Linked DNA regions of Homo sapiens: all the other regions are linked to region 1. The links are chromatin loops, found by intact Hi-C in ENCODE. Cell type or tissue: natural killer cell. All regions are shown on one strand. Each heading gives the region's core, and the rest is flanking DNA. Links, peaks and the distances in the headings are about the cores only. Region 1 has its middle 11 kb from the start of CCL5. Region 2 holds the start of CCL18 (C-C motif chemokine ligand 18). Region 3 holds the start of CCL4L2 (C-C motif chemokine ligand 4 like 2). Region 4 holds the start of CCL3 (C-C motif chemokine ligand 3).

The links. Hi-C counts contacts between places; a loop is a spot of excess contacts. Peaks named below come from ENCODE experiments on the same cell type or tissue, not always from the same donor. Only the 100,000 strongest peaks of a DNase experiment are listed, where the experiment ranks them.
Region 2: a loop joins it to region 1, with 5 times the contacts of the local background. A loop is called at or near these places in 2 of 110 quality-filtered maps.
Region 3: it touches region 1 in a loop (4-fold over the local background); 1 of 110 quality-filtered maps calls a loop at or near these places.
Region 4: a loop joins it to region 1, with 5 times the contacts of the local background. A loop is called at or near these places in 1 of 110 quality-filtered maps.

Annotation. Positions count from the first base shown.
Region 1 is chr17:35,887,135-35,895,073 of GRCh38, reverse strand. No RefSeq gene overlaps it. Among named protein-coding and RNA genes, the nearest start is that of CCL5, 11 kb to the right of the region's middle. RefSeq lists a silencer at 2,863-3,063. In natural killer cell, for the core only: no CTCF peak of the experiment used is centred there; DNase peaks (open chromatin) are centred at 2,803, 4,113, 4,883, 5,703 and 2 weaker places; H3K27ac peaks cover 4,857 bases.
Region 2 is chr17:36,063,717-36,068,716 of GRCh38, reverse strand. CCL18 (C-C motif chemokine ligand 18) reads right to left here and starts at 4,445. Exons shown (of 3, transcript NM_002988.4): 1 at 4,308-4,445. The coding sequence starts at 4,374. In natural killer cell, for the core only: no CTCF peak of the experiment used is centred there; a DNase peak (open chromatin) is centred at 1,956; H3K27ac peaks cover 4,507 bases.
Region 3 is chr17:36,208,430-36,214,930 of GRCh38, reverse strand. CCL4L2 (C-C motif chemokine ligand 4 like 2) reads right to left here and starts at 3,868. Exons shown (of 3, transcript NM_001291468.2): 1 at 3,714-3,868; 2 at 3,041-3,155; 3 at 2,058-2,434. The coding sequence starts at 3,789. The coding sequence ends at 2,362. In natural killer cell, for the core only: no CTCF peak of the experiment used is centred there; DNase peaks (open chromatin) are centred at 1,800, 2,860 and 3,880; H3K27ac peaks cover 685 bases; H3K27me3 peaks cover 197 bases.
Region 4 is chr17:36,084,456-36,092,020 of GRCh38, reverse strand. It overlaps CCL3 (C-C motif chemokine ligand 3), which reads left to right and starts at 1,878. Exons shown (of 3, transcript NM_002983.3): 1 at 1,878-2,035; 2 at 2,724-2,838; 3 at 3,259-3,765. The coding sequence starts at 1,963. The coding sequence ends at 3,349. It overlaps CCL3-AS1 (CCL3 antisense RNA 1), which reads right to left. Exons shown (of 3, transcript NR_186417.1): 3 at 2,159-2,475. In natural killer cell, for the core only: no CTCF peak of the experiment used is centred there; DNase peaks (open chromatin) are centred at 1,830, 1,900 and 3,620; H3K4me3 peaks cover 2,066 bases; H3K27ac peaks cover 3,097 bases.

The sequences.
Region 1 (7,939 bases), core at 1,687-6,686:
AGCCGGGCGCGGTGGCGGGTGCCTGTAGTCCCAGCTACTCGGGAGGCTGAGGCAGGAGAATGGCGTGAACCCGGGAAGCGGAGCTTGCAGTGAGCCGAGATTGCGCCACTGCAGTCCGCAGTCTGGCCTGGGCGACAGAGCGAGACTCCGTCTCAAAAAAAAAAAAAAAAAAAAAAAACAGTGGCACCCTGATGGCACTGCCAAGTAGTTCCTGCTGCCCACAAACACAGAGTGTTTCTGGTTTCTCACTTGTCATTTTTCCAAGCCAAGTTCTCCAATATCCTACCCATTCTATGAGCTACTCAACATTACCCCCAATACATTACTTTCCTGATTAAGTTAGTGTGATATAATTGTGTGTGTGTGTATATATATCTATAATTATATGTATATAAGTTTTCATCCACAGTTCCTGGCCTATAACTCCCATAGCCCTTTTACAGTCATCTGTTATAATGTTGGGACACTTTAGGCCTTAGAAACAGGCCTCAGGAAGCAGAATTTCTCTCTCTCTGACCTCTCCTGCCCTCCTTTCACCTGCCCAAGGCAGGGTTCTAATCTAATTGTGGGTCATAAGACCCTCATTCCAGAGAGGGCCCTGCCCCATACCCTGGAGGGAAGGAATGCTGCACAGAAAGGCCGAAAAGAATCTGAGCAGACAGGCCCTGATGGATTCCACCCTCGGTCTGTTAGTATTAAATCATACCCTTTTTGCCCAATCACATTTTGACATGGTTGTCCATGCTTTAGTCATGCTTATCCAACGAGTGTATAAAAGGCCCAAGAAGACAAGGTTCAGAGAGCTTCCGGATAGCTGAACGCATGGAGGCTGACAGGACAGTGAAGGAGAACTCATCCACGCGCTGGGCGAGTGGTGCACCCCAACTCCACAGGAACGGAAGCTCCTCCAGATCTTGCCTTGTGTTATCTTTCCATCTGGCTATTTATTTGCATCCTTTTTAAATGTAAGTAAGTGCTTCCATGAGTTCCGTGAGCTCCTCCAGCAAATTAATCAACCCCGAAGAGGGTGGGTCATGGTAACCCCAACTTGAAGCCAGCTGGTCAGACATTCTGGAAGCCCAGACTCGTGACTGGTGGGAAGGAGGGAGCAGTTCTGTGGAACTGATTCCTCAACCTGTGGTTTCTGAGGCTATTTCCAGGTAGATGGTGTCACAGTTGAATTAACTGGTGGACACCCGGCTGTGTCCACTGCAGAACTAATTGCTTACTTGGTGTGTGGGAAGAAACCCCTACATATTTTGTCACAGAAGTCTTCTGTATTATTATGGTGTAAGAGAACAGGAAAAATGCATGTTGACTGTTTTTTCCACACTCCCAGTCCACAAAAGTTTTCTCCACTTATGAACAAATAATGTGTGTGTGTGTTTTTTTGTTTTTTTGTTTTTTTGTTTTTCCTGAGACAGGGTCTCACTCTGTCATCCAGGCTGGGGTGCAGTGGTGTGATCATGGCTCACTGCAGCTTCAATCTCCCAGGTCCAAGTGATCCTTCTACCTCAGCCTCCCAAGTAGCTGGGACCACAGGTGTGTGCCACCATACCCAGTTAATTTTTAAATTTTTTGTAGAGACAGGGTCTCCCTATGTTGCCCAGGCTGGTTTTGAACTTCTGAAGCGATCCTCTCACCTCAGCCTCCAAAAGTCCTGGGATAACAGGCATGAGCCACTGTGCCTGGCCATGAATACAAAGAATTTTAACAGACACAAGATGCAGATATGAAGGAATAGATGAATGAATAGACGCGTGCTGGACAGGATGGAGTGAAGGGATGTGTGAAAAGGTAGGAATGAGTGGGTAAGCGGAGGAGGACAGTGCTGCTCACAGAAGTTCATGAGCTAAATGGTAAAGTGAGTCCTAGGCCTTTGATGGATACGAGGGAAAGAAGGTATGTTACTCCCTCAGCCTTACCCATAGGAGAAGTAATGTGAACTGATTTTAGGAGCAAACAGGAAACTTACCCCCAAATCTCACTCTAGTATACTAGAAATCCTTTACTTTTGTATCTTTTAACTAAGAGGGAAATAAATAACATTGTCAGACCCTCATTTCACAGATGAGGAAACTTAGGCCTACAAAGGGCAAGTGGTTTGCCAAAATGTAACAAGTGGGTTTGGAGCTACAATGGGACTAGAGCTTAGGTCTCTTAATTCCCATTCCTTGCTCTTTTCACCACCCAAAGCTGACACTAGAAGGAATGACTACGGTGCAGAATTTCCAAACCCTAATTTGAGGAAATTCCCCAAGGGGACTTTTTCATGCAAGCTGGAGAGCCTCAAAAATGCAATGAATGCCTAGGAAGGTTCTAAGGGCCCTAATATTCTAACCTGAACACTAGAAAGCAGGGCAAGCAGCATAGTGGGGAAGCAGGGGACTGGGACCCCCGTCCCTGAGAATGGAAGTAATAGGCAAGAAGCCAAGGGGCTTCCCAGGACAAGCTAAAAAAGAGCAGATCCAGACTACAACTACAGAATCCTGTAAGATTCTGAAACTTTGTCACTTCCTTTCTAAGGCTTCCTTCCTAAGCCTCTCTGTGAAACTCTTTGAAAAGGGGTATGTGGGCTAGCCTGCAAGGACAGCCAGAAGGGAGAAGGATCACATCCCCCTCCGTGGCCAGGCTCTGAGAGACAGAAATCCAGTGAAGGACAGAGCATGGGGCTGAGTGTCTGTAGCCCACTGCATTGAGGGCAGGAGAGCTCAGGGCAGGTCTGAGTCATCACCATTTTCTGTGTGTTTCTTCCTAATAAGTGAAATAATGTGTAGTGTCTAGCACGGTGCCTGACAGCTCACAGAAAATCCCCAACTTCCCCTCCCCCACCGCCATGCCTTCTAACTCTCGGTGAGATGAACATCTCTACTGGGAGGGGAAGCCATTGAGGGAAGAAATGCTGGCACCTTGACATTTGGGGAAAGAAAGGGAAGGAATTGTTTTCCAAGTATCTACTTTGTGCCAGAAATGGTGTTGGGCAATTTACTGATTGCCTCATTTAATCCTTTGACGTATCCTAGGAGTTAGGTATTCTCAGCCCCATTTCCAGAAAGCAAACCAAGGTGAAAAAGAGTTAATAATTTGTTCAAAGACATATGGAAAAGTGCCAGGCATGGTGGCTCACGCCTGTAATCCTAGCACTTTGGGAGGCCAAGGCGGGCAGATCACTTGAGGTCAGGAGTTCAAGACCAGCCTGGCCAACAAGGCGAAATGCTGTCTCGACTAAAAATACAAAAATTAGCCAGAAATCACTTGAATCTGGGAGGCGGAAGTTGCAGTAAGCCAAGATCGTGCCACTGCACTCCAGCCTGGGCAACAGAGTGAGACTCCATCTAAAAAAAAAAAAAAAAAGTCATACAGAAAGGGTTGGATGTGGTGGCTCACACCTGTAATCCCAGCACTTTGGGAGGCCAAAGTGAGAGGATCACGTGAAGCTAGGAGTTTGAGACCAGCCTAGGCAACATAGTGAGATCCCCTCTTTAGGGAAAAAAAAAAAATTCTGCCACAAAAGCCACATTCAATAGAAAACATTTTTTTAAAAAAATAGCTAGGCATGGTGGCATGCACCTGTAGTCCCAGCTACACAGCAGGCCAAGGCGGGAGGATTGCTTGAGCACAAGAGTTTGAGGTTACAGTAAGCAATGATCAGCTACTGCATTCCCACCTGGGCAACATCTCTAAAGAAAAATCAAACAAAAAACGACATACAGAAAGTATGCGCTATCTGATTTCAACCCCAAGTTTGTCCTGCTTTACCAGGCTTTCTCCTGGGGCCTGGAGGCAGTGGGGCCAAGGGCAGGGGTGGGGTGTGCAGGGGACAGCAGTGCTCCAGCAATAAGAGTTCTTGAAGAGTACTTCATGAGGGGGTATACACCAATAGAGGGGAAGCCACCAGCCACCAACATGCAGAGGAAAACAACAACAACAACAAAAACAGACCCCAAGGTATCAGGAGAAGGACAGTCTGAAGTCATCTGGCACCCAGCCATTTTGGAAGAACTGATGCTTCTCCACGGGCCTTGTTCCCGTGGTCACCCCACCCCCAAGATATCTTGTGACAGGCTCCTCCAGTAACCAGAGGCAGGTGAGCGCTGCTCTGATCAACAAACACACCGCATGTGGTCTCCAGCTGCAATAAACAAGTGGCTGTGCACAGCCAATGTCCTGTGTGGTGAAGGTGAGAAGAGTGAGGGGGAGCCAAGCTGCAACCCTCAGCCTGAATGTGGTTGGAATTATGAGAGCAGTTGTCAAAGTTAGTACCTTGACATAGTGCAATGTGCATTAAAGTGCACAGTGCAAGGTGACAGAAGAGGGGAGGGGGAGGGGGTGGGGGAAGGGGTGGGGAGAGGAGGGGGAGGGGAGGGGAGAGGAATTGAGGAGCAGAACAGAATAACACAGAAAGAACCAACCAGAGCTGGACCAAAAATCGAGGCCAGGATGTTGTAGAGTCTTGGGTTCAAATTCTGCCTCCTCCTGGGAAGTCCCCTGAGCCTGCTACAAGGTCTTGGCTTGCACCCTATTGCCTCTGGCAGATCCTCCAACCAGCACCAATGAAGCACCTACCCCATGCAGGGTCCTTCAGAAACAAAGAGTGAGATAGCTTCCAGTCTCAGGTGGGGAATATTTAGACTTGTGAACAGGGGCAAAGAAGGAGAGAAACAACCAGGAAGTAACCTCCAATTTGCAGATGGGGAAAATTAAGTTTCATCAGGAGGAAATGACTTTGCCTCAGGCTTCTCTTGGGATCCCAGATTTCTAGAGGATGGGGGGAATGTCCCTGCTTTGGGCATGTTTTTAAGAGCACTGGAACAGCCAGAGCTGCTGCCCACAGTCTGAAGTCAGGAGGGGAACTCCATGTCAGATAAAAGCTTTGGAATCCAGATGGAGTAAGGTTTCATTTTCTCTGCCTGCATTTGGTTTCCTAACATCACAATGTGAGCCTTGGCTAGCAGCCAGCTTAGCTTTGGAAAAGAGTGAATGATGGGGAAAAAAAAAAAAAAAGACTGTGCCAGGAAGGGAGGGGAGGAGAGGGGCTACACTAGGCTGGAGGGGATATGGGCCTGGCTTTAGAGGATTATGCTAGGAAAAGGGGTGCCAGAGGCGTGAAAGCTGATAGGAACAAGCCCTGTGGATCAAGAGGCCCATCAGTGAGCCTGCAGGGTCTATGAACTCCTTACATGCAAAATTACATGTGTCTGTCTGTGTAGGTCTCTACAGATTGGTGGAAGTGTTCACAGCTTTCATGAGATTATTATTTTTTTTTTTTTAAGAAAGGCACACTGCCGCATGCAACACCTCATTTGGATGTGTCTGGAGTCTTGGAAGTTTGACTACCCTACATTCTCCTACAAATGGACCTTGAGAGCTTGTTTGGAGGTTCTAGCAGGGGAGCGCAGCTACTCGTATACCCTTGACCAAAGAACAGTCCTCCTCTATTGGGGAAGGTTGTCCTCTTCTGAAACTACCTTTGCAAAAATTATAGCAGTGAGAAAATTATGACAGTGAAAGAAATCTGACCTAATTGACTCCATCTTGCTTCTAACCTCCCAGCTGCCCTTGTTCATTCCTGGGCATAGGGAGCACTAACTTTGGGAGGATTTAGTTTATAGTTTAACTTTGAAACAAAGATGATAACAGCCCCTCCCTGAGACCAACCCACTCCTTGCCTGGGGACCAGAAAGCCTTTGTAAAACTAACACATTGGCCACAAGATTAGAAATGACGGCTCAGGAGTCATGCAGCCAAAGGCCTCGAGATCATGAACCTCCCCAATTGCTCCTGTAGATAATATTATTATTGTAAAACCTAACATGGGTGTTTGAGGTATTTTTCAGACCCTGCCTTCTGATGGATCAGCTGGCACCACCCAGACCAGTAAACTGGCTCATCTGGTCTTCTGGCCCCCACCCAGGAACCAACTCAGTGCAAGAGGATAGCTTCAACTCCTTATGATTTCATCCCCGACCCAACCAATCAGCATTCCCGCTTCCCGAGCCCCCTGCCCGCCAAACTACCTTTAAAAAACCCTAGCCTCCAAATTTTCAGGGAGGCTGATTTGAGTAATAATAAAACCCCTGTCTCCTGTTTAGCTGGCTCTACTTGTATCAAACTCTTTGTCTATTGCAATTCCTGTGTCTTGATAAACTTGCTGTATCTGGGCAGCGGGCAAGAAGAACCCGTTGGGTGGTTAAACCAAGTGCGCAGCTTTAGGAGGGACGCACATGGAACGGTAAAGAGAGAAGGGGACACAGGCCTAGCCAGCTAGATCAGCCAAATTGAGACAGACTGGGAGTGGGGCTTGGCTGCAGCTCACCAGCACTGAACTTTCTTTCATGAATTCCCACTGATCACAAACCCCACACCACCATCTCACTGACACCATGTTCAACCATGTCTTTTACTTAACAAATTCCAGGAACTGGCCTTAGGAAATCCAAGTATCAAACCAAGGTTGTGGAGTATTCCACCTCAGGAAGGAATGCTGAACAACTGATTTACAGACTTGTTGCCCCAGCTAGACCACCAGGTAGCCCATTACTCAAGGTAACCATTACAACCAAATAGTGCTAACCTGCATACCCTACCCCTCACATGCTTTGCCCAGCCCAGCCTGCATACCCCACCCCTGATGTCAATTCTCATGCTTTGCCTAATTAAAAAGCCCTACCGGCTCTTTGCACAGAGTCAGTCAGGGAATTCTCTCTTGTGCTGCCTCCCTTATGTCCAGGCAAAAGCTCCAATGAAGTCTTGTCTGGGAAAAGTCTTTCGGCCTCATGTCAATTTCTATTGCATGGAGAACGCAAGAAACTATGGTCGGTAACAGAACCAACCCTGGTGATCAATAGGGTGACAGATGTTGCAGCCAGATCACCCTCACATCCTCATCAGGCTTTTTTTTTTTTTTTCTTGAGACAGAGTGTCGCTCTGTGGCCCAGGCTGGAGTGCAATGGCGTGACCTCTGCTCACCGCAACCTCCACCTCCCAGGATCAAGCCATTCGCCTGCCTCGGCCTCCCAAGTAGCTGGGACTACAGGCATGTGCCACCACGCCTGGCTAAATTTTTGTACTTTGAGTAGAGACGGGGTTTCACCATGTTGGCCAGGCTGGTCTCAAACTCGTGACCTCAAGTGATCCTCCTGCCTCGGCTTTCCAAAGTGCTGGGATTACAGGTGTGAGCCACAGCACTGGCTTTTTTTTTTTTTTTTTTTTTTTGAGACAGAGTCTTGCTCTGTCGCCCAGGCTGGAGTGCAGTGGCATGATCTCGGCTCACTGCAACCTCCGTCTCCTGGGTTCCAGAAATTATCCTACCTCAGCCTCCCGAGTAGCTGGGATTACAGCCACCCGCCACCACGCCCAGCTAATTTTTGCATTTTTAGTAGAGACAGGGTTTCACCACATTGGCCAGACTGGTATCGAACTCCTGACCTCGGGTGATCCGCCCGCTTTGGCTTCCCAAAGTGCTGGGATTACAGGCATGAGCCACCGCGCCCGGCCCTTTTTTCTTTTCTTTTCTTTTTTTTTTTTTTGAGACAGGGTCTCACTCTGTCACCCAGGCTAGAGTGCAGTGGCTCAATCTTGGCTCACTGCAACCTTTGCCTCCTGGGCTCAAGCGATCCTCCTGCCTCCCCACTGAGTAGCTGGGACTACAGGCATGCCACCATGCCCAGCTAATTTTTGTATTTTTAGTAGAGATGGGGTTCGCCATGTTGTCCAGGCTGCTCTTCAACTCCTGAGCTCAAGCAATCCACCCACCTCCAACTCCCAAAGTGCTGGGATTACAGGCGTAAGCCACAGTGCCCAGCCCTCATCAGATTCTTTAATGGCTCAATTGCCCCAGACAGGTTAGGTCCAATATCTTACTTTACAGACAAAGAAATTTAGGCCCAGAGAAAGTAAGCAACTTGTTGAAAGTCATCATTAATCACAGCAAGGCAGA
Region 2 (5,000 bases), core at 1-5,000, 180 kb before region 1:
CAAAATGGCCGCTGCTTTCTCAGTCATCACATCCTCATAATGTCTCATCCACAAGCATACGAGGGAGTCTCATAGGAGTACAGGAAGAGCAATGTTACTAGTGTTTTTAGTTCAAATAGCTTTTTATATGATTTGTTATGTGAACTATAGATTACACCAAAAAGCAGTAAAGCTAATTTTGAAAACACATAAAATACAGAAAAGAATAAAAACTCATTTAGAATCTCAAAGCTGGGTAGGCAGCAGGCAAACGGAGGCAGGAATGTGAGAGTTTTTTTCTACATTCCCTATTGTGGCATATGTGCATTCTGATGCAAAACCTGAAAAAAAAATTTCATTGAAGGTAGGAAAAATTCTAGTACCCAAACCTAGCCACTTTTTTTTTTTAAAAAACAGTTTGGTATATTTCTTTCCAGTGCAGTTTTTTTCTAGGCTTATGATAGTACTGTTTGCTCATTTGCTTTTTTCCTTCTTCTTACTGTGTCTGGTGGGGGAAGACATTACTGTTGTCATGATACAGGTTTTAATTTTGTATTTTTTTATTTATACAGCCATGCATCACTTAATGACAAAAATACATCTGAGGAACTTGTCATTAGTCTGTTTTGTTATTGTGGGAATATCATAGACTTACACAAACCTAGATGGTGTAGTCTACCGTACACCTTCACTGTATGGTACAGCCTGTAGCTCCTAGGCTACAAAGTTGTACAGCATGCCACTGTACTGAATACTGTAGGCAACTGCAATGCAATGTTAAGTATTTGCATATCTAAACATATCTAAACATAGAAAAGGTATAGTACAAATACAGAATTATAATCTTATGGGACCACCACTGTATAATATATGCAGTTTGTCATTGACCAAAGCATTGTTATGCAGCATATGACTGTGCTTAATATTAAAAGACTTTTCCAAATCATTCCAGTATTTTTAAGAACTGCCTAATTTACTTAAGCCTAGTGCATTAATATTGTCATGCACTACTGTAACATATGTGGGTTGGTTTCAATTTTTCCTTTTTTTTTAGATGGAGTCTCACTCTGTTGCCCAGGATGGAGTACAGTGGTGTGATCCCAGGTCAATGCAACCCCCACTTCCCAGGTTCAAGCGATTCTCCTACCTCAGCCTCCTGAGTAGCTGGAACTACAGGCGTGCACCACTATGCCCAGCTAATTTTTGTATTTTTAGTGAAGATGAGGTTTCACCATGTTGGCCAGGCTGGTCTCGAACTCCTGACCTCAGGTGATCTGCTTGCCTCGGCCTCCCAAAGTGCTAGGATTACAGGTGTAAGCCACTGCACCTGGCCAATTTTTCATTGTTATAAGTTGTGCCAAACATCTGTATGCAAAAAACTTTCTCCATAAGTGAGGTTATTTCTGTAGGATATTTTCCTAGCTGTGGGCTTCCTGGGTGAAAAAATAAGGGCATCTAAGGCTCCTGATCTATATAGACACCCCATATGTCATGCATATTCATGTCTATTACCCAGAGTCAAACCCAATGATGGCATATTGTAGGGAGCTATGAATGTTCAATGAATCAAACAGCAGTTAAAAGCCTGGCCCCATCATTCTTGTCATTCCCATAGTCCAGACTTTCCCTATTCCATTCTGTCCATTTGGGTCTGGATCAAACACAACTCGAACTACTTAAGATTCTGGGGTATCATCTTACATGTCACTTCTGTGCAATGGAAACACAACACTAGAAATATCTGTTCCATAGGAGGAAATGACCATGGTGCCATTCACAAATAGATCTGTTCTTGATAGAAGGTACCAGCTAAGCTTGGCTTCTTGGTAACACCAATTCTTGACGTCCTCCTCATGAGTTAAGCATTTCTTAGAAGCACTCCGATTAACACGATGTAATGGTCCTTTTCACCCAGGGTGTGGTTTAAATGTGACTTGTGCTGCCCAGAACGCTGTGGCATGACCATTTACATCACACCATGTGGTCAGAGGAGCTGCAGCACAGCATTAGAGAGCTGCTCTGTGGTGGAAGTGTTAATCTGAAGATCTCTCCTTGTACGTATGACTTCAACACTAACATCTCACCCTCTCTCACTGTCAAAAACATTTCTGCACATTCAGCCCCAACAAGTGAGCAGTTGAGTTGCTCTTGTACATCCTGAACCCCTGGGGGACCCAAGGTACCCCAACATGTACAACTCAGAGCAAGACACCATGCACTTAACATCTTCCCCTCTGGTCATCCCCAGTCTCCAGCTCCTCATGGTTTAGAGTTGCCTGTAAAGGGTTGAGGACATGGCTTGGACCCCAGAACGATGTAGGTGGCAGTGAGTGCCCAGTCCTGTTTTGGCATTGCCTACACTCCTCTGCCTGCCCAACACTGAACAGGTCTTCTTTGGTGCCCTCCATCTCCTCTCCATGGCCCTCAGCTCACAAGTCTCATCTGTCCCGTGAGACTCTCTTGACCCTTGTCCTTTCTTCATTTTAGAGTTGTTTCCCTATGCTCTGGACAGACATTTAAGCCATATCACTTAATTCTTGTGGATTAAGATTCTCTAAGTAAAATCAAAGAACTTCACAAAAGGTTTCAAAATGTTCTGGGCTATTTTCTGAGGACTTAGATATCTAACCTAGATCTGAAAGGCAGGAGAGGGCTAGGACCCATTGTTAGTTGGGAAAACTGGGGCCTAACTCAGTCATTCACAAGATGCAAACTCTGGGTCTAGTTGGTTCCTAGGGTGAGGAAGTGGCAGAGTTCCTTCAGTTCTCCTGAGAAGCTCTACTCCTACAGCGATTTAGAGACGATGGTCTCTTGCTGGGAAAAGTCTCTGTAGACTGAATGAAGTTCCTACCCAAAAGAGATGGAACAAAGGCCAGCCATTCCAAGAGCTATACTCCCTGAAGAGGGAGCAAGGGAGTGAGAGTAAGACAGAGGCAGAGATTTAAAAGAAACACTCAAAGTCAAGGATGAATGCCTGACTTCCTTAGTTCCTTTTGTGCCCTACTTCACAGTCCTGAGCAGTGAGGTCTTCATCAACTTCTTGCTGGTCCCTTTTCAAGAGTGGAAGAAATTTACTTGGTTTTTCTCAGGTTCTGGATGCTGGTTCCCTCACGGTTAAGGCACCCCATTGTCTCCTGCCTCTCTTATGTTTCTCCATATCCACTGCAAATTTGCTGACTCCAGCAGCTGGTGCTCTTACCCTGGCGTAATGTCAGCATCAGTCCTTCTGTCTGCAAATAGGGCATATGGAGGAGACAACCCATGGGACAAGGGACAAGGAGCACGTAAGCACAAGTAGGAGGTGGGAGCTACTATGGACTTTCATATCCAGTGTGAAGGTAAAATGAAGGTAAAATGAAGACATTTCCAAGCAAGCAAAAAATGGAGACTTCACTATCAGAAGACCCACAGTAATGAAAATACTAAGAGGATTCCTTTAGGCAGAAGAAAAGTGATTGCAGATGGAGCTCAGAGATGCAGAAGAATTTAAGAGGACAGGAAGAGCAAATATGTGATGAAAACTAAATGAATATTGACTGTATAAAGTAATTAAAATATATCATAGGATTTTAATTTTAAGACCGCTCACCACTGGTTTTATAATAGGCAACCGAAAATTTGCAGTGCATCTACTGGGAGGTGTAGGAGAAGCAGCAGATGCATGGGGTGTGAATCTTATCTGAGGGAACAAAGACAACAGGAGTTGCTCAGGAGAAGAAGCCCAGGCGGGTCACAAAGGAGCAAAGGGAGACAGCATAGCTCAGAGTTGAGGCCTGCAGGAAAAGAAAGCTGGAAATAATCTGGCTTTTTGTTTGTTTCTCCTTAATTTCCCTAGTCTTGTCTCTCCATTTTAGTCTTTATTTTACGCTACAGGGAATCAAGCTCCCTGAATAGTCTATGCCCTTCTCCTAACTCTCCTTGGGGAATTTTTTTTCTAATAGATTAAATCACAAGATAGCTGAGAAAAGTATAGACATCTTTTATGTTACCCAAGGGGTTGAACTCTAGGAGACTGCTGAGGTCATTGTAAAACTTACCAGCACCAGTGAGAACTAAATAGACCTAGATTCTACCTCACGCTAATAACCCAATGAATTAGACTTCAACCATCTCATTTATCTCAGTAGGATAAAACTTCTCTGACTCCCATCCTGCTGCCCAGATCAATAGACTGCTTTTCAACCTTCTTGAAGAAAACAATGATGTCACTTTGAAACCCCATTTGAGGATCCCTAATTTCACACGAGGGTTTTCAGGCCACAGCACTTGGAAGATGTCGCCTGACTTCTGCCCAGGGAGCCATCAAAGCACATGGATGACAGACTCACCTTGTGCACAGGAGCAGAGGGCCATGGTGCAGACGAGGACAAGGAGGGCAGCTGCAAGGCCCTTCATGATGCTGGGCAGGCAGAGAAGTGGTCAGAGTGAGCTGGGGCTTGGAAACTCACAACTCCTGGCCTCCTTCTGGGGTATGAGCTGTTGTCTCTCCTTTTTATAGGCAGACTGGACCATGGGAACATTGGAGGTGCTGATGCAAGACATTTTAACTATGGTGGTGTCATGTGAGTTCTCAGCCCAGGGTTGCCTATGGTTACTTGAAAGGTTTAGGGTACACAAACGAGTGGTTCACTTGTTGATTGAGGGGCTTATGGAGAAGTTGTATCTCCAGATGGGTGACCAGGAGTTGGAAGCACCCAGGGATTATGCTTAGGATTATGCATAATCATGTGATTATGTTTTCACATGACAGATATTTCTCAGAAATGAGTGGTCACAGCCTCCTTTGATAGAGCAGAATGCTTTAATGGATTTTCACAATTGTTTTTCCTTTTAAGAGAGTCACATGCTTCAATCTTTTATATACAGTTAGGCCTTTCGTGATCTAATGAGAAATCTTCCCCTATCCTAAGGCAATAAAGATATCCTCCTATGTTAACTTGTAGAAGCTTTATTGTTTTAGCATTAATATTTAAATTACAATCCATCTGGAGTTGATTTTTATGTTTGGTGTGAAGAAGGAT
Region 3 (6,501 bases), core at 1,502-6,501, 320 kb before region 1:
CATCCTAAAACCTCTTCACTCCTGGCCTCTTCTTCCATCTTCCAAGCTGGTAGCATAGCATCTTGCTTCTGCTGTCACATTGCTACCTTCTCCTCTATTACCAAATTTTTCTCTTCCTTCCTCTGGTAAGGACACTCACAACTACATTTAGGGCCTGACCAGATAATTCAAGGTAATCACTCCATCTCAAGATCCATAACTTGATCATATCTCCAAAGTCCCTTTTGCCATACAAATTGACATTCACAGGTTCTGGGGAATAGGATGTGGATGTCTTGGGGGCCATTATTCAGCTACCATAGTGATCTATACCTTGTCTCTGGCTTGGGGTCATCCATTCTCTCTCCCATCCCGTCCCCTCAGAATAGAATTGTGTATCTTTCTCCAAATCTGCACCCTAATCTTACAGACCATCCCAACTGCTCCTCCCTTCACTCTCTTTAGGCTCTGAGAACATTCTAGGAGACTGCTCTCCAACAGAACTTTCTGCAATGATGGACAGAAAGTCCATAATGCATGCTGTCTAACCTGGTAACTAGCCATGTTACCAAGGTCTACTGAGCACTTGAAATGTGACTAGTGTGACTCAGGAACTAAATTTTAAATTTTATTTCATTTTAATTAAATGTAATGAAAATGTAAATAGCCGCTTTGGCCAGTGGCTAACATATTAGATAGCTCGGATCTAGGCAAATGAAAGCAGAAACTATGGCCAGGCACATTCTTTGCTGCTAGCCTCTTCCCACACCTGTTTTGGATCAGCTCTGCCCCCTAACCTCCTTCTCTCAGTGCCCGCAGAATCTGAAGTAAGTTTCCACTGGGGCTCTGGAATGACAGAGGTGACTAAGGGCAGGACAAAGAAAGGAATTGTGTCTGTTGACCCCAGAGAAGTACAGGGCCCCAGTTCTGCTTTTGCACAGGACTAACAACACTCAAATGATTTTCAAGGTAGTCTCTGCCTTGTCCTTACTCAACCGGTCTCCCTTTTGAGGACCACAGAGGTGTGTCACTAGGGAATGTGTGCAGGAAAGGGCCTGAGCTTGGGAGCTGGCACTGGCCAGGCTCCTGCTCTGCTATGTACTCGTTGAGTGGCACGTGGCAAGTTACTTCCCAGGCCTTCTCCCTCAGTTTCCATAAAATGAGAGGGTTGGACCAGATGGTCTAAAGTTTCCTTTTAGCTTTAGTAGACCATGAGTCTATGTCCTGTGGATCAGGCTTTATTGTGCATGTAATTCAATTTCAGAGCCATGTAGTCTCTGACCCATGGAATGGGAGTACTGATTGAAGGATAATTAAGTAGAAGTGGCTTTAGGTTACTCCTGCAACACTTCCAAACAAAACCAGACCTCCATCCTTCTGTCATCATGACAACACTTCACAGTAACTTGGGCTTTAGAGTGCTGATCTGTCAACTAACTAATCTAATCCTCATGATGATCCTGACAATTGTTAGGTCCATTTTAAGTGAAAAGGCTGAGGCTCAGAGGGGGAAGGAGAGAATCTTCCAGGTGCCCAGTCCCATGATGGGTGCTTTACACATCACCTCGTAACAGCCCTTCGAAGGGGTTAATATTATCTACATTTCACACTTGTGAACACTGAGGTCTAATAAAGCAAGATGACTTTCCCAATGTTATGCTGATAATAATATGATGAAGTCACTTTTCTCACTCTTCTTCCGCCTTTGCTGTGCTGCTTCCCCTCTTTACAACTCCCCCCACAAGATGTTGAAATGATAACCTCCTTTTTAAAGGCATTTTTTCATGACACTCCCCAAGCAGACCTACTAGCCTCAGCAAGTCACTTCACCTCTCTGTGCCTCTCTTTCCTTAACTGTGAAACTGGGGGCAACAGTCCCTACTTCATAAGGGTGTTAAAACCCTTGTTGAAAGTACGCAGTGAGATCATGTATTAAGAGTGTTCAGCCCAGAGCTCATATTAAGGACTCAGCAATTGCGCATTCTTACTGCTTTTGGAAACTGTAGCTTGCCCCACCGCCCAATGGTACCAGGCAATTCCTTTTACCCCCAAATCAAATTAAAATCACAAAGAAACTGTTTGCATTTTATTTTAAAGTTTTATTATGAAAACACATGGAATTAACGGTGTTATCCATGTATTTGCAACAGCAGAGAAAGAGTGAGAGTGGACCATCCCCATAGGGGACACTTATCCTTTGGCTAAACTAATATAAATAATGGAAATAACACCTAATACAATAATACAGCACATAAAAGAGATTACATTAAGAGAAGAGACAGGAACTGCGGAGAGGAGTCCTGAGTATGGAGGAGATGCGGCTCATGGAGAAGCATCCAGGCTCAGGTGACCTTCCCTGAAGACTTCCTGTCTCTGAGCAGCTCAGTTCAGTTCCAGGTCATACACGTACTCCTGGACCCAGGACTCACTGGGGTCAGCGCAGACTTGCTTGCCTCTTTTGGTTTGGAATCCGTAGAACAAGGAGCAGACAGATTAGAATCCCATGGGACCTTTGAGGTCATCTGGCTTTATCCCTTGCCTGTGGTAGGCATCTTCCTCTGCCTGACCATGGTCCATGTGGGGCAGCTCTGGTGGATGGGATCCTTCCCGGAGCAGCACTGGAAGCAGACTCCCTGTAACTTCCACTCACTGGATTTAGCTGTGGGCCCCAGGGGTTGCCCAGATTAGGAACCAGTGGGCATTGCAATCAGTATGAATAGATTGCCCCATTCCCTGCCAGCCTGGTAGTGACTTTTCCACATGTTTTTCTAGCATGGTTTAAGGAATTGGTCCATATCTCACGGGACCTGTCTGCCTTCCCCTGCTTCCCTGTCCTCTGAATAACTTCCTCCCCAGGAACCCCCTTCTGTCTCGGCTGCCACTCAGCCGCCTTCAGCACTTGAAAAGTGAGTTCATGACCTGTGACCTCACTGCTGTCAGGGAAGGCTTCAGCCCTGAGAGCTGCCTCCCCAACGCTCATCACCCCCTCCCCAAAACAGGCCCCCTTTAAAAATCCAGCCCTCACCCTTGCCTCCCAGGGCAGCCAGGGGTTGATACTCACACCACAGCTGGCTGGGAGCAGAGGCTGCTGGTCTCATAGTAATCTACCACAAAGTTGCGAGGAAGCTTCCTCGCGGTGTAAGAAAAGCAGCAGGCGGTGGGAGGGTCTGAGCCCACTGAAAGGAAAGGCCAGGGTGAGATCAACACTGCCCATGGGAGCTGTTTATTTTGACTTCTAATTTTGCATCTTCATTGAGCATCCCTGTGGAGCTACCAGAACCCCAAATATGGTCCCTTGTATCCATTCCCACCTAACATGAGCAGGAGTCTTATTCTGAATAGTGGATCTTCAGAGAAGAACGAGAAAGAAATCTAGAAGATTGGAACTGGATTCAGTCTCAGAACACATCGCACTCCCTTCATATGACAGATGGGGAAACCAAGGCACAGAGAGGGACAGGGGCTTGCTTGAACAAATAATTAAAGGCAGAGCCAATTCAACAGTCTGACTTCCAGCCCATCGTTTTCCTCTGCTGGTTGCTAATTCTTAAGAAAATAGGAACTTGAATGTTACTGAATATCTACTAGACTCTACATTTAGCAGCAGACTACATGGCAATCTTCCTAGCTGCCTTTTGTCCCATCCCCAGATCCCACTGTTTGCCAGCCATGACTAGAAAAAAGGACTCTGCCTACACCTTGACTCGAAATAGCAGCTGCAAAAGTAGACTTACTTGGTGCTGAGAGTGCTAGAGAGCAGAAGGCAGCTACTAGCACGAGGAGAGACAGGACAGTCACGCAGAGCTTCATGGTATTGGTGGCAAAGAGGTTTTCTCAGAGGTGAGGCTGCAGAACTCAGAAGCTTCAGAACCTAGCTGTGTCCTGTGCTGATACTGAGTTGGGAATCTCTCTTTATAGGGACTCTGAGGCCTAGGACAAATGTGGGGGCACAGGAGAGTGAGTGGAATTTCCATGGTAGAGATGATGTCATGGCTCCTGAAGCTAGCTGAGTGAGGAGTTCCTCTCAGCTTCTCTTCCCCAGGGCGATGTCATCATAGAGGAAAGATGAGGGAGGTGCAGGCGAGAAGAAAAGGGAAGTGGTACAGCCAAAAGCAGTGACCGAGACTGGGGAGAGAGTTGCAAACCCCAGAGGAAAAGATGAAATGTTCACACCTGCTACAAGTGGCTTGTAGACAAGAACTGTGCTGCTCTTGGTGGTTGGCACCCCCAGATGCTGGAGGGTTCATGCCAGTCTTTCCAGGCTGGCCACAGTCCTGGCCCCAAGAACAAAGCGGGAACCAGGACTCCCCCATCCCCTTCCTGTGCCTTCTTCTGCTGAGCTCAGTGCCACTGACTTTTGTGCCCTATATGTTTCCTTGGGCATGAAGAGTCCAGCATTGGATGTGCGGAGGGACCCAGTAGGGTGGCTCAGGAACATTTGTAAGTTCTTATTGGACACTTACCTTGTACCAGGCACTGGGAAAGCTGTGTTACACATATTATATATAATCCTACCATAATCTTGAGCAGGGGTGTCTAATCTCATTTTACAGATAAGGCAATTGGGGATCAGAGAGTGGTCCACTGATGGCGCTCAATGCCACAGAGCTGATGAATGGCACTGCCAAGATTTGAATCAAGATTCGAATCAAGATTCATCTGACTCCAAAGTCCATTTTCTTTCCATGCTGTAGTCTCCAGAATAAACATAGAGTGTGACCACAAAGAGAAACCATTGACTGATAGACTGCTAGGAGCTATTCCACACTCAAAGACCGATTATACTCAGACTTAATTCAGGGAAGGGATAGGGCTAGTCTGTCCTAGGACAAGGAGGGAACGGAGAAGAAATAAAGATTTCAAGATATTTTCTTGGACCAGCAAAAGACCAGGACAAATTAACCAGTAAGAATCAAGTCTGGAAGACCCAGATAGAGAATGTTCTTCTAGTATAAAAACAGAATTGAGCTGGGTACAGGGCCTCACACCTGAAATCCCAGCACTTTGGGAGGTCAAGGCAGGCAGATTGCTTGAGCCCAGAAGTTTGAGACCAGCCTGGGGAACATGGTGAAACACTGTCTCTATAAAAAACACACATACAAAAAAAAAACTTGACTGGGAGTGGTGATACACACCTGTAGTCCCAGCTGCTCAGTAGGCTCAGGTGGGAAGATCACCTGAGCCCAGGAAAGTCCAGGCTGCAGTGAGTGGTGATTGTGCCACTGCACTCCAGCTTGTTTGACAGAATGAGACCCTGTCCCAAAAACAAAGCAAAGCAAAACAAAACAAAGCAAAACAAACCAAAACAAAACAAAACAGAATTATATACCTAGTAATGAGTTTATCTATGTTACAGGCAAAATGTGTAATCTAAGGATGTGGGTGTGTCCCAGCCAGTCCATAGGGAATGCCCATGCTCATGTTAAGCCCTGGCTGGTTTGACAGTTGCTGGGCACCTGTACAGAAGGTGAAGCTTACAAAGGCCCTGCATACAGGAGTGTGCAAGGTTGGACAAATGAAGGGAATGAGGATAATTGGATCAAGACCTCTATCTGCCTTTAGCTCCACTACTCTAACCCACCTGCTCACCTTTAACCCCACATTGTTACCTGCTCTTCTCTGAGAAAGAAAAAAGAAGAGTAAAAAAAGGGAGCCATGACTTCAAACTATACCACAGGGCTGCAGTAACCAAAACAGCATGGCTTTGGTACAAAAACAGACTCATAGACCAATAGAACAAAATAGAGAGCTCAGAAATAATGCTGCATACCTGCAGCCATCCGAACTTTGACAAAGTTAACAAAAACAAGCAACAGGGAAAGGACTTCCCAGTCAATAAATGGTACTGGGATAACTGGCTAGCTGTATGCAAAAGATTGAAACTGGACCCCTTCCTTACACCATCTGTAAAAATCAACTCACAATGGGTTGAAGACTTAAATGTAAAACCTAAAATATAAAACTATAAAAATATGATACCTGTAAGATAACCTAGACAATATGATTCTGGGCATAGGATCTGGCAGATATTTCATGATGAAGATGCCAAAAACAAATCACAACAAAACCAAAAACTGACAAATGGGATCTAATTAAACTAAAGAGCTTCTGCACAGCAAAAGAAATTATCAGCAGAGTAAAGAGATAACCTACAGAATGGGAGAAAATATTTACAAACTATGTATCTCACAAAGGTCTAATATCCAGAATCTATAGGGAATTTAAACACATGTACAAGCAAAAAACAAACAACTCCGTTAAAACGTGGGCATTGAACATAAACAGACACATTTCAAAAGAAGACGTACACGCGGCCAAGAAACATACAAAAAATGCTCAGCACCACTAATCATTAGAGAAATGCAAATTAAAACCACAATGAGATACCATCTCAAACCAGTCAGGATGGCTATTTTTAAAAAGTCAAAAAATAACAGATGTTGGTGAGGCTGTGGAGAAAAGGAACACTTATACACTGCTGGTGGGAATGTAAATTAGTTCAGCCATTGTGGGAAGCAGTTT
Region 4 (7,565 bases), core at 1-5,000, 200 kb before region 1:
AGCTTTATCATCCATATTCACCCCCACTGCTCTGCAGCTCCACTGAAGCACCCCCTCTTTCCTCTGAACCCACAATGTCACACTCAGGACTCTGCCTCAGCTGGGCACTCATCTATAGATGCCTAAATCCCGGGCAGTTATCCAGACACAACTAAAGTTCCATCCCTTCCATGAAGCCTTCCCCAACCCTCTGGTGGAAGGTCACTTCTTCCCCTCGTGGGATTCTGAGCTTTCATTTCTTTTTCTACTAGGAGTCCTAGCACTTTCGGCTAAATGCTACAATTACCTGTTCATACACTCTACCTGCCCCCACGAGATCAGGGGCATCTCAGAAACAAAGATCATTAAAACCAACTAAATCTATTTCTCATTATAAAATGAGGTATGCTGATTGATTGTGAAAGAATAAAATAACAAAGTATGGAAAAGAAAAAAAAGCATATAATCTGGCTGAGAAGGTAGAGACCCTTCCACACCACTGAAATTATGTATTGAAAAGAATAAGTAAAAAACTGCTTCAATTTGGCATGATTTATGTAAGTATAGTATAGGATCCTTAAAATGGTTCAAAGAAATGGGAAATCAAGACTTCATTTTGGCCAAAACCATTGAACAGAAACTTCAGCATATTTATCAATAATTTCTTTCAGATTAAACAACTGACAACAACCTATTTTTCAACCAGTGATGTTGGAAATGTTTTTTTAAAAATTAGTTTATAAATTTGTGGGCTGACCAAGAAGGTAATAAAGTCTAACTAAGTAAAATGAGAAAAATTCAGAAAAAGAAAAAAATAAGAAAATAAATCACCCAGGGACCTATCACACAAATATAAGAACTATTCATTCTTTAAGGCATGTATTTCCAAGCCTTTGTATTTTTTTCCATGCTTAGGGTTGGCAAGGAATATATATATATTTGTACAAATATATATGTGTATATGTACAAATACATGTATATATAGTACAAATATATATATATATTTGTACAATTCTTCAGACTTTGTAGAATTTGTATAATGTCGTATCTTGCTTTTTTTAACCACTGATGTTATAAGCATATTTATGCCACTTCATTCATTTTAGAGACTTAATAATAAATGATCTAGTGGATAATTTATCATTCCCTGATGGAGAAAAATTTAGCTTTGTTTATTTTAGAGTTATAAACGATGCTGGGTCAGGTATCTTTATGTTTGAAGATGGCTCCATATTTGGGTTGTTTCCACAGAACTCTTTCCTAGAAATGCTTTTTCTAGGTTAATGGCTACAGATATTTCTAGGCACCTGACATATTGACACCCACCTCTAAAGTATTTTTATGATCCACAACTAGCGTTTAACACAGCGCCCTAGTCACTACATGACTAATAAATAGACAAATGACTGAAACATGACCTCATGCTTTCTATTCCTCCAGCTTTCATTCAGTTCTTTGCCTCTGGGAGGAGGAAGGGTTGTGCAGCCCTCCACAGCATCAGCCCATCAACCCTATCCCTGTGGTTATAGCAGCTGAGGAAGCAGAATTGCAGCTCTGTGGGAAGGAATGGGGCTGGAGAGTTCATGCACAGACCAGTTCTTATGAGAAGGGACTGACTAAGAATAGCCTTGGGTTGACATATACCCCTCTTCACACTCACAGGAGAAACCATTTCCCTATGAAACTATAACAAGTCATGAGTTGAGAGCTGAGAGTTAGAGAATAGCTCAAAGATGCTATTCTTGGATATCCTGAGCCCCTGTGGTCACCAGGGACCCTGAGTTGTGCAACTTAGCATGACAGCATCACTACGCTTAAAAATTTCCCTCCTCACCCCCAGATTCCATTTCCCCATCCGCCAGGGCTGCCTATAAAGAGGAGAGCTGGTTTCAGACTTCAGAAGGACACGGGCAGCAGACAGTGGTCAGTCCTTTCTTGGCTCTGCTGACACTCGAGCCCACATTCCGTCACCTGCTCAGAATCATGCAGGTCTCCACTGCTGCCCTTGCTGTCCTCCTCTGCACCATGGCTCTCTGCAACCAGTTCTCTGCATCACGTGAGTCTGAGTTTCGTTGTGGGTATCACCACTCTCTGGCCATGGTTAGACCACATCAATCTTTTCTTGTGGCCTAAAAGCCCCCAAGAGAAAAGAGAACTTCTTAAAGGGCTGCCAAACATCTTGGTCTTTCTCTTTAAGACTTTTATTTTTATCTCTAGAAGGGGTCTTAGCCCCCTAGTCTCCAGGTATGAGAATCTAGGCAGGGGCAGGGGAGTTACAGTCCCTTTTACAGATAGAAAAACAGGGTTCGAAACGAATCAGTTAGCAAGAGGCAGAATCCAGGGCTGCTTACTTCCCAGTGGGGTATGTTGTTCACTCTCCAGCTCACTCTAGGTCTCCCAGGAGCTCTGTCCCTTGGATGTCTTATGAGAGATGTCCAAGGCTTCTCTTGGGTTGGGGTATGACTTCTTGAACCAGACAAAATTCCCTGAAGAGAACTGAGATAAGAGAACAGTCCGTTCAGGTATCTGGATCACACAGAGAAACAGAGAACCCACTATGAAGAGTCAAGGAGAAAGAAGGATACAGACAGAAACAAAGAGACATTTCTCAGCAAAAATGCCCAAATGCCTTCCAGTCACTTGGTCTGAGCAAGCCTGCCTTCCTCAACTGCTCGGGGATCAGAAGCTGCCTGGCCTTTTCTTCTGAGCTGTGACTCGGGCTCATTCTCTTCCTTTCTCCACAGTTGCTGCTGACACGCCGACCGCCTGCTGCTTCAGCTACACCTCCCGGCAGATTCCACAGAATTTCATAGCTGACTACTTTGAGACGAGCAGCCAGTGCTCCAAGCCCGGTGTCATGTAAGTGCCAGTCTTCCTGCTCACCTCTATGGAGGTAGGGAGGGTCAGGGTTGGGGCAGAGACAGGCCAGAAGGCTATCCTGGAAAGGCCCAGCCTTCAGGAGCCTATCGGGGATACAGGACGCAGGGCTCCGAGGTGTGACCTGACTTGGAGCTGGAGTGAGGCATGTGTTACAGAGTCAGGAAGGGCTGCCCCAGCCCAGAGGAAAGGGACAGGAAGAAGGAGGCAGCGGGACACTCTGAGGGCCACCCCTACTGAGTCACTGAGAGAAGCTCTCTAGACAGAGATAGGCAGGGGGCCCCTGAAAGAGGAGCAAGCCCTGAGCTGCCCAGGACAGAGAGCAGAATGGTGGGGCCATGGTGGGCCCAGGATTCCCCTGCTGGATTCCCCAGTGCTTAACTCTTCCTCCCTTCTCCACAGCTTCCTAACCAAGCGAAGCCGGCAGGTCTGTGCTGACCCCAGTGAGGAGTGGGTCCAGAAATATGTCAGCGACCTGGAGCTGAGTGCCTGAGGGGTCCAGAAGCTTCGAGGCCCAGCGACCTCGGTGGGCCCAGTGGGGAGGAGCAGGAGCCTGAGCCTTGGGAACATGCGTGTGACCTCCACAGCTACCTCTTCTATGGACTGGTTGTTGCCAAACAGCCACACTGTGGGACTCTTCTTAACTTAAATTTTAATTTATTTATACTATTTAGTTTTTGTAATTTATTTTCGATTTCACAGTGTGTTTGTGATTGTTTGCTCTGAGAGTTCCCCTGTCCCCTCCCCCTTCCCTCACACCGCGTCTGGTGACAACCGAGTGGCTGTCATCAGCCTGTGTAGGCAGTCATGGCACCAAAGCCACCAGACTGACAAATGTGTATCGGATGCTTTTGTTCAGGGCTGTGATCGGCCTGGGGAAATAATAAAGATGCTCTTTTAAAAGGTAAACCAGTATTGAGTTTGGTTTTGTTTTTCTGGCAAATCAAAATCACTGGTTAAGAGGAATCATAGGCAAAGATTAGGAAGAGGTGAAATGGAGGGAAATTGGGAGAGATGGGGAGGGCTACCACAGAGTTATCCACTTTACAACGGAGACACAGTTCTGGAACATTGAAACTACGAATATGTTATAACTCAAATCATAACATGCATGCTCTAGGAGAATTCACTACTCGAATGGCCACCATTAAGCATAGTATTCTGTAGGGCATATTCATGATGAATCAAGCTCTTAATAGCAATTATTTACATTGTTGAGGCTTACTCCTCCTACTGAGCGCTTTTTATACATTGCTCATTTAATCTTACCAATGCAATAGTACAGCTTAGGTACTATTAATACCTCCACTTGACAGAAAAGTAACCCAGGGCTCAGAAAGGTTAGACAACTTGGCTGAGGTTACACAGCACGTAAACGGTCAATTGTGTTCCAAAACTGGACTTTTATTGAACTACAGACTATGCTGTTAACCATTGACCAAGTTATTTCCCAAAGTATGACCCGCCTATACTCAAATCTTACCCCATTCTTTAACAGATGATACTTTATCCATTGCAACCACTTCCTGTCAGGATTCTGAGTTGACATAGAGTGTTTGAGCAGTGATTGTTGAAGCCACTTAAATAGGATCTTTAAGTGTAGACCTGGGAACTGATATTTTTATCAAGCTCATGAGGTGTTCCATAGCATGTTAATGACTGAGAGCCACTGTCAATAGAATTCACCACTGTTTTCTAAATGTGGTAAGTCTCTGCATATGGCAACAGGTGTATTATACATTATTTCTCTAGAATCTACACTCTACAAAATAAATAGCTAATGTTAGAGAAGGAAAAGACAATCAGCTTCTGTGTGGAGCAGGATGCTGTCTATAGGTTTACTGTGAAAGGTAAGTTATTTAATAGATGGATTGTTTGCATTATCTGTACAAGAAATCCATACTAAGCTAGGGTCCTTTTTGCAGAAGAAAGAGAAATTCAAAATATTTGTGTGAAAACCAAACGTGTTAATTTTTACGAGCTATGCTTATTTCATTTTGTTTCAAATAATCTATTTTTTGTGTCCAAACATGTTTAGAATTGTAGTGTTCCAACTCTTTAAAGCATAAACACTACTACTTAGCAAATATTAAAATGCATATACTATGTGAACTACATCCCATTTGACCTGATCCCATTTCTAGGAATCTGCTTCATAGAAACACTGCCAAAAGATAAGATATGTAGACATGAGGATATTCTTTGCAGTGTGGTTGGCAAACAGCAAAGAAATGCAAACAGTCATCAGTAGGGGATTAATCAGTAGAGGATTAAGATGTCCATCAGTGGAATATTCTGAAGTCAGTAAAAAAAAAGTAGCACACATCTATAACTGTGGAAAGTGTCCATAATATTATATGTAAAAGGCAGACCTAATTACATTCAGTATATGCATATATATTCTCTACATATGCTATGGAACTATCTGTAAAGTATATTATTTTGTTTTATTTTTAAATGCCATATATACATATATATTTACATAGGCAAATATTTGGAAAGATACACATCAAATAGCTAACTGATTTCTTTGAGGAAATGAGGCTTTTTTTTTTTTTTAGGAATGAGGGTTTTTCCTTTTTATATTCTGCACTTTTAAAACTTTGAGTTATTTTCTGATTAGCTTGCATAGCTTACCTCTCTGGTCTCATCTTACCCTATTCTTTGATGGGTGATATTCCATCCATCACAACCACTTTCTGGTAGGGATTCTGAGTTGATGCAGAGAGGATAGAGCTCAACCTGGCTTATACTGTTTTGATGCCATGATGGCTTTCATATAATGAGGGTACAGCAACAAACACGTCTTTTTGACAAGGCTGTTTCTCTCTCTCTCTCTCTCTCTCACACACACACACGCACACACACACACACACACACACACACACACACACAAGCAGCTTTTGTCCCCATAGACGCAGTGAAGGTGTCATCATTCCTTCTTTATTGGCTTTCAGGAAAAAATATAGGGGCATACAATATTTGCCTGCACTGAATTGTTTCTCAAGGTCTAGAAACCCAAAGCTAAACGAAGTTTAATCATGCCCAACATTCCCTAAATACAAGTGTTATGAACAAACAGTAAGTTGAACAAAGACCCCTGATAGGGAACTGGAGAATGGGTACTGCATTTTTAAGCAGTTCAGCTGATCTGGCAGTCCCTAGCTCTCCTCCCTGGGAGAATGTCCTCTATGGACAATCTGAGATGTGCAATGTGGAGGATCTGCTTTCTGGAGGCTGCTGACTTCCTGTCTGTGTGAGTTAGCCTGAGGTTGCCTTAGGTATTGTGCAATCAGCAACTTTTTGGAACCAGTCTTATGGTTTCTTTGGCAATGTGACTCCCTTCTAATGTCTGTAGGCTACTATTTGCTTCTGATCAATTCCATGGGCCAGGTAGCCAGAAGCAGACAGGTTGTCAGTTACATAGTTTGCATTTGCATTTTAACTGGGGTTGGGGATGTGCATTTTCTTTTTTCTTTTTTTTTTTTTTTTTTTGAGATGGAGTCTCCCACTATCACCCAGGCTAGAGTGCAGTGGCGTGATCGCGGCTCACTGTAACCTCCGCCTTCCGGGTTCAAGCGATTCTCCTGCCTCAGCCTCCCAAGTAGCTGAATTACAGGTGCCCGCCACCACACCCAGCTAAGTTTTTATATTTTTAGTAGAGATAGGGTTTCACCATGTTGGCCAGGCTGGCCTCTAACTCCTGACCTCATGATCCGCCAGCATTGGCCTCCCAAAGTGCTGAGCTTACAGGCGTGAGCCACTGCGCCCAGCTGGGGATGTGCACTTTCTAGCACAGACTGCACTACCATTGTCACCCCGACCTCCCAGCCCCTGGTGAGAGACCTCTGCCTGCATCTTGGCCCATGTGGAGGTGATGAATATTTGACGCTTGGCCTCATTATGTCTCTCATCTTCCTGTCTCTGCTCATGCTAACTTTATCTTAGAGTAGAAAATCCTGCATTTACAGCCCTTTCAGTCTTCAGATTACTGGATTCTCAGTCAACAGGCTGGAAGGGCCTTTTTAGCAAGTCGCATTTCTTCTTTTTCAATTTCAGATGAGCCCATTTCAAAGTAGCCTAAACTCTTTCTTAAAGGACCTTACTGATATAATACACAGCAACTAAATTCCAATATTCAGAATCTTTTCTAACAAATTCCTTAATGCTGCAGCCTTGGTATTTGGCACAGGCTTTTAGCACCAAAATAAGACAGACCATAGTTCAACCAGCACGTGCAATACCTTGTAATGGGTATGGCAAAAGGTAGTGCCCAGACAGGACAGCATGGTGAATATCACCTGGGAACTTGGGAGAAAGGCATATTCTGAGCCCCACTTCCTTTCTTAATAGACTAGGGCCCAGCAACCTGTGTTTTCACAAGGCTCCAGGTAATTCTGATGCATGTAAGGTTTAAAACTCACTTCCATTTCACAAGGTCCTCACCAAATTACCTCCTACTTTCTCATTTCAGCCAGTTCCACACTTCAGTCAGGGCCTGTGACTTTTAACAAACCCTGTGTCTCTGCACAGATGCAGATCTCGTATCTCTCAGGATGCTGGCAGTTTCCAGGCAGAAAGCAAACAAGCAAACCAAACTCAAAGAGGCTTTGAGTAAATGCACCTTGTGGCTCCAAGACTATAGGGCATCGAGGTGGCCCTAGCTCCAGGCAAGGCTGGACGCAGCGGCCCTGTGGTATCTCATGAGT